2 separate regions of the Homo sapiens genome follow, and region 1 is linked to region 2. A link is a loop called in an ENCODE intact Hi-C map of the cell type or tissue named here. Cell type or tissue: CD4-positive, alpha-beta T cell. All regions are shown on one strand. Links, peaks and the distances in the headings refer to the core of each region. The heading gives the core; the rest is flanking DNA.

What was found. Peaks named below come from ENCODE experiments on the same cell type or tissue, not always from the same donor. Only the 100,000 strongest peaks of a DNase experiment are listed, where the experiment ranks them.
Region 1: a loop joins it to region 2, with 3 times the contacts of the local background. A loop is called at or near these places in 3 of 110 quality-filtered maps.

What each region holds. Positions count from the first base shown.
Region 1 is chr12:2,852,236-2,855,134 of GRCh38, forward strand. TEX52 (testis expressed 52) reads right to left here. Exons shown (of 3, transcript NM_001365174.2): 2 at 2,661-2,899. It also overlaps a transcript of ITFG2 not described here. Among named protein-coding and RNA genes, the nearest start is that of TEX52, 3.4 kb to the right of the region's middle. In CD4-positive, alpha-beta T cell, for the core only: CTCF peaks have their summits at 1,599 (motif pointing right) and 1,799; a DNase peak (open chromatin) is centred at 1,576.
Region 2 is chr12:3,274,413-3,277,311 of GRCh38, forward strand. All of the region lies in intron 3 of TSPAN9 (tetraspanin 9), which reads left to right. Among named protein-coding and RNA genes, the nearest start is that of LINC02827, 25 kb to the right of the region's middle. In CD4-positive, alpha-beta T cell, for the core only: CTCF peaks have their summits at 1,210 (motif pointing left) and 1,415; a DNase peak (open chromatin) is centred at 1,219.

The sequences.
Region 1 (2,899 bases), core at 139-2,638, 420 kb before region 2:
TGTGAGACAAGGATCCTACTGTCATGGAGATACCATACTAATAATGATACAATCTATTGAGCCCCTTCTGTATGTATGCTAGGCCCTGTGCCATTTGACCCTCTAACCACCTTAACCACCTGCTGTGGGAACTGTTTTTTTTTTCTTTTGAGCTAGGGTCTCACCACGTTGCCCAGCCTGGAGTGCAGTGGCACAGTGATGGCTAACTGCAGCCTCGACCTCCTGGGCTCAGACAGTCCTCCCACTTCAGCCTCCCATGTAGCTGGGATTATGGGCATGTGCCACCATGCCTGGCTAATTTTTTGATATTTTTGTGGAGACGGGGTCTCATATGGTGCCCCAGGCTGGTCTTGAACTGGCCTCAAGCGATCCTCCCACTTCGGCCTCCCAAAGTGTTGGGATTACAGGCATGAACCATCATACTCGGCTAGGCAAGATACTTGACCTGTCCAGCTCAGATAGCCCACCTGTAAAATGGGGTTAATGAGGCCGGGCACGGTGGCTCACGCCTGTAATCCCAGCACTTTGGGAGGCCGAGTTGGGCCTGAGGTCGGGAGTTCAAGACTAGCCTGGCCAACATGGAGAAACCCCGTCTCTACTAAAAAGTACAAAAATTAGCCAGGCATGGTGACGGGAGCCTGTAATCCCAGCTACTCAGGAGGCTGAGGCAGGGAGAATGGTTTGAACCCAGGAGGCGGAGGTTGCAGTGAGCCAAGATCACACCACTGCACTCTAGCATGGGCAACAGAGGAAGACTCTGCCTCAAAAAAAAAGAAACAACAAAAAAAAACGGGGTTAATGATAGTTTCTACTCAGAAGGTCCTGGGGGATTAAATAATACAGAGAAGTGTTTGGCAGAACACCACCTGGCACTGTCATGCCACTGTGAGTCTCTCTGGAGTACTCTAAGTCTTTCTCCCCTTTGCCAGGGTCAGCACCTATCAGCAACTGGCAATCTTCAGGGCAAGGGTAGCAGGGAAGCAGGGAGAAGCCTGGGTCCCCACAAAGGAGACTGATCTCTCAAAGTCACCAACCTTTGGTTTTTTGTTTTTTTTTTTAAACAAAGTCTCGCTCTTGTCACCCAGGCTGGAGTGCAGTGGCGTGTTGGCTCACTGCAACCTCCACCTCCCGGGTTCAAGTGATTCCCCTGCCTCAGCCTCCTGAGTAGCTGGGATTACAGGCGCCTGCCACCACGCCCAGCTAATTTTTGTATTTTTAGTAGAGACGGGGTTTCACCATGTTGGCCAGGCTGGTCTCGAACTCCTGACCTCAGGCGATCTGCCTGCCTTGGCCTCCCAAAGTGCTGGGATTACAGGCGTGAGCCACCAGGCCCGGCCTGTTTTTTTTGTTGTTGTTGTTGTTTTTGTTTTTGTTTTTGTTTTTTTTTCAGATTAAAAATCTTCACAGCCACTCCAACTCCCCAGTGCTTTGGTCCTGCCCTTGGGATTGGAATTTGAGACATTCCTTTTCATTGCCTTCCCCCTTTCTTGTTACTCTTGCATGCGTAGTGCCTGGGCTGGACACAGTTGGGAAGCATCCGTGAGTTCCCAGGGTGGCCGGGAGGGGGAGCTGCGGGGTTCACAGCGGCTCCTCTCAACGTTCCTGGCTCCGCTCCCGACTTCTCAGCCCTGCCTGGAGGGGCTCAGCCACTGCTTTTAGCTGTCTGCTGGCTTTCCACCCTTCCAGCCTGAACCCTGACTTCCCCATGAGGCCTTCCTGTGGCGGGGACACTCCAGGTCGCTGCACCCCTTCTCTCCTGAATTTCTGTAACGACATCTAACTTTTATTTAATTAATTTATTTATTTAGAGATGGAGTTTCTCTCTTGTTGCCCCGGCTGGAGTGCAATGGCACCATCTTGGCTCACTGCAACCTCCGCCTCCCAGGTTCAAGTGATTCTCCTGCCTCAGTCTCCTGAGTAGCTGGGATTGCAGGCACCCATCACCACACCCGGCTAATTTTGTATTTTTAGTAGAGATGGGCTTTCTCCATGTTGGTCAGGCTGGTCTGGAACTCCCTACCTCAGGTGATCCGGCCGCCTCGGCCTCCTAAAGTTCTGGGATTACAGGCGTGAGCCACCACGCCCTGCCATAACATCTAACTTTTGTTCAGTTCTTCCACATATTCACTAGCTCAATTTATCCTCCCACAGTGAGGTCGGTACCTGAGGCTCCCCCCTTCATCGGTGAGGGAGCTGAGGCTGGAGAAGCTGGGCACCTCACCATGGTGATGGGGTTGGAACTGTACTCCAGGCCTTCGGGCTACAGCTTTCACTCCAGTTCTTTACATTAATAACTGACTTCCTTACAACACCCCCTGTCTCGCACTCTGGGCCCTTTGCATGTGTAGCCTTTTTTTGATAGCTATCTTTGCAAAGCTCCTTGAGGGCAGGCACTGAGTCACACTTCTCTGTGTCCCCAGTGCCTACCAGGTGTCACCTGCATAGCTGTCCCCCAGATTTTAGTGAAACTCCCTGCCTCCACTCGCTGTTCCTCCCTTGTCTCCACCTCGTCCTTCCAGCTACACTCAGAAAAGAGTTTGGTTTTCAGATGGCCAGAGCGGGGAAGGACAGAGTCCCGGTTAGAAACAGGAACCTGAGAGAGGGAGGGGTCACCTGGGCAGGGCAGGCTGGGTGGGCTCCCTGAGGAGGCACCGTCTTACTTCTTGAAGCTCGCTGGCGGCTGGATGTTGCCCTGGGCATCGAGTGGGGGTGCTCTTGCCTCACTCCTCAACTTGAGCTTCTCCACCTCCTTCAACTCCTTCACTGTCCTGAAAATCACCTGCTTCTTCCTTTTCATGTCCACAAACGTGGGATAACAGTGGATGAAGGTCAGGAAGCTGTTTTGCCCCATCCAGGAGGGAGGGGGGATGGGGTGCTCCGTGGGGGGGCATCTGTGGGC
Region 2 (2,899 bases), core at 135-2,634:
CATTTTAGGAAAAGAATCAGGCAGCTCTATGCAGGCTGGGCTGGAAACTAGAGGCCAGGGGCAGGGAGGGCAGTGGGGGCCGTGATCTGGACATGGGACCTGTGGCGAAGGCCCAGTGTTGGTGCCTGTCACCTGTCAGTCGGAGGTCCCCTGGGAGCAGGTAGTGAAGGCTTCTGCACCAAATGCCAGAAACCAAGGTTTTGTCCCAGCCCAGCAGTGTGACTGGGGACTTCCTTGTCCCCCCGCTTAGCTTCCTGGAAAATCGAGGCGTGACCTTTGTGTTTTCTTCTTGCCGGGAGGCTCTGTTAGTGTTGGGCCATCAGAAGATGGGAGCAGAGAGCTCATCTCGGCAGGAGCCCCTTGAGGATGGGAGCGTGGCAGTGGGGATGTGCGTGGCACCCGCTGTACTGCACAGGCCTCCTCACTGGGCAGACGTGCACCATGCGTGGAGTTGTGCCAGGCGGGAGCTGTGATGGAGGCAGGAACAGGTTTGAGGGCTTGGAGAGGAAGCCTTCCAGTCCAGACTGCGCCCCCGTAGGGTAGGCCGCAGATCTTTCCTGGGGGCCTGGAGGACTTTGGACAGGAAATGGGAAAGGAAGCAGATTTGGGGACAGGGCACCAGCTGTGTTCCCTGAGAGGTAGAAGGCTCCCAGGTGGGTCTGGCAAGACCAAATCAAAGGATGTGGAGTGTGAAGTCAGAGAACCAGTTTGAAGAGAGGTGACCAGGTCCTGGAGTTTCTGACCTAAGAGGTTTTCCTAGGTAGAGGTACCTGAGCATCCCAGCACTTATCCCAGGAGGGAAGTGGAGAGAGGGCTCGGAAGGGGCCCCCCGCTGCAGGTACACCCACAGTGGGAAACCGCTTCAGGAGAAGGCTGTGCTTTGAGAACTTTTCCAGGCCCGAGAAGGGTCCGGGCTCTGAGCTCTGGGGTCCTGCGTGTCTCCAGCTGCAGCGTGTGGGGGCGCCCTGCAGCTCCCCTGCAGCGAGTACCTGCGGCAGTGGGGTTTCCGCTTACTCATTCCAGGGTCTGGCTTTTAGAGCCATAAATCTTCAGCATGAAGATCATAAATTCTCCATGGTATGATTAATGAAAGAAAAATTGAGACGGCAGCATAGAAACTGACCAGATTGAAGAAAAGTCAGAGTGACTATTTGGATGAAAGTTTCAGCCATCGCTGGCGAACCCAGAGCTTCTGAACCAGCCTGGAGCGCCACCTAGTGGCCGTAGGCGGGGCTAGCCCCGTTCCCTGGCGAAGCTTTGTGATGGCCCAGTTGGGCGATGCTGTGGGTCTCAGTGTGCCCATTCTTTGGGAGCCCTGACGTGGTTCCATGTGGGGCTGCGCCAGGGGACAGGAGGCACAGGCCCACTCTCCACAGTGTGAAGGACCCAGGCAGCTGCTGGACGTAAATCATTCGGACCCCCCTGCAGCTCCTTGCACTGTCTCTTGGTTAGTAATACGTGGCGGTGTCTGTTCCTACCTTTTTCTTCATGCACACCTTTCTGGTTCCCCATTTATCAAAATCCTATTCATTCTTCAAAGCCCAGCAAGGCCTGTCAATGCCACCTTCAAAACATCTCAAATTGGACCATTTCTCACCGCTCCTCCGTAGCCTCCTGGTATGAGTCGTCCCCAGCTCTCAAGCTGGTCTGGCTCCTGGGAAGAAAGAGAGGCTCGCAATTAGGCAGGGTAGGGATGCCCACGGGAAGGTGAGGGGAGGGGACAGACGCCTCCCTGAGGAAGGGCATCTCCTTCTTATTCCTCCACAAACCCAAGCCTAATCACAGCAGCCTCCCAGTTGCTCTCCTGGCCTCCCTCGGGCCCTCCCGCGGTCGCTTCTCCAAACAGCAGCCAGAGTGATCTGCTGAAAACCTCAGTGAGATCATGTCACTCTCCAGCTCTGGGACCTTCCCGTCACACTGAGGACACTTGCACGTTTCCTTTACCTGCGAGGTCCCAGCTGGCCTGGCCCCCGGCCACCCCGCCTGCTTTGTCTCCTACCATGTGTCACCTCACTCACTGTTGTAGCACACGGCCAGCGTGCTCCTCCTTGGCTGGCCAGGCTCCTTCCCACTCCGGGGCTTTTGCACCTGCTGTTCTCTCTGTCTGGAACGTTCTTCCCCCAGATAGTTATGTTGCTCCCTCCCCCTGTTTATTTGGGTTTTTGCTTAAACACCACCTCTTCCAAGACACCTTCGCTGCCCACACCCTCCCCAGTTATTTTCTGGCTCTTTACATTGCCTTATTTTTCTTCGTGGCGCATGTCAGCAACTGCAGTTACGTCATTTGTTGCTTACATAAGGTCAGTGTCTCCTGTAAGAATCTACTCTTCGTGAAGGCAGGGTCTTTGCCAGTGAGGTGTACCACTGTCTCCCCAGCTTGGAGAACAGGGCCTGGCACTGAATACGCAGGTGTTCACTTGGGTTTGTGGAGGAATAAGCGAAGGAGATGCCCTTCCTCAGGGAGGCGTCTGTCCCCTCCCCTCACCTTCCCATGGGCATCCCTACCCTGCCTAATTGCGGGTTGCCCTGTCTCAGCCCTGAGCCTCTGTTTCTTCCCAGGAACCAGAGCAGCTTGAGAGCAGGGGCTGGGCTGATTCCTGGAGTCAGCATAGTCTGCACAGGCCCTGGCACAGAACAGCTGCCCGGGAAGTGCCTTTCCAGCAAGCAGTGCCCGGAGCTGGCCACCCACTTCACGTAGCTTATTCCAATCTAATTCTCACAGCAGTCCAATAGGAAGGGGATGATATTCTCACTCTGCATACGAGAGGTTTGCAAGCTCACACCACCAGGATAAGCTGGAGCCGGGAGTCCTGTTTGGGTCTGTGACTCCCAAGCCCTTACCACCTGCACTTTCACCCGGCATAGAATGTTCTCGTCCTCCATCTGCCCCTAGTCCACC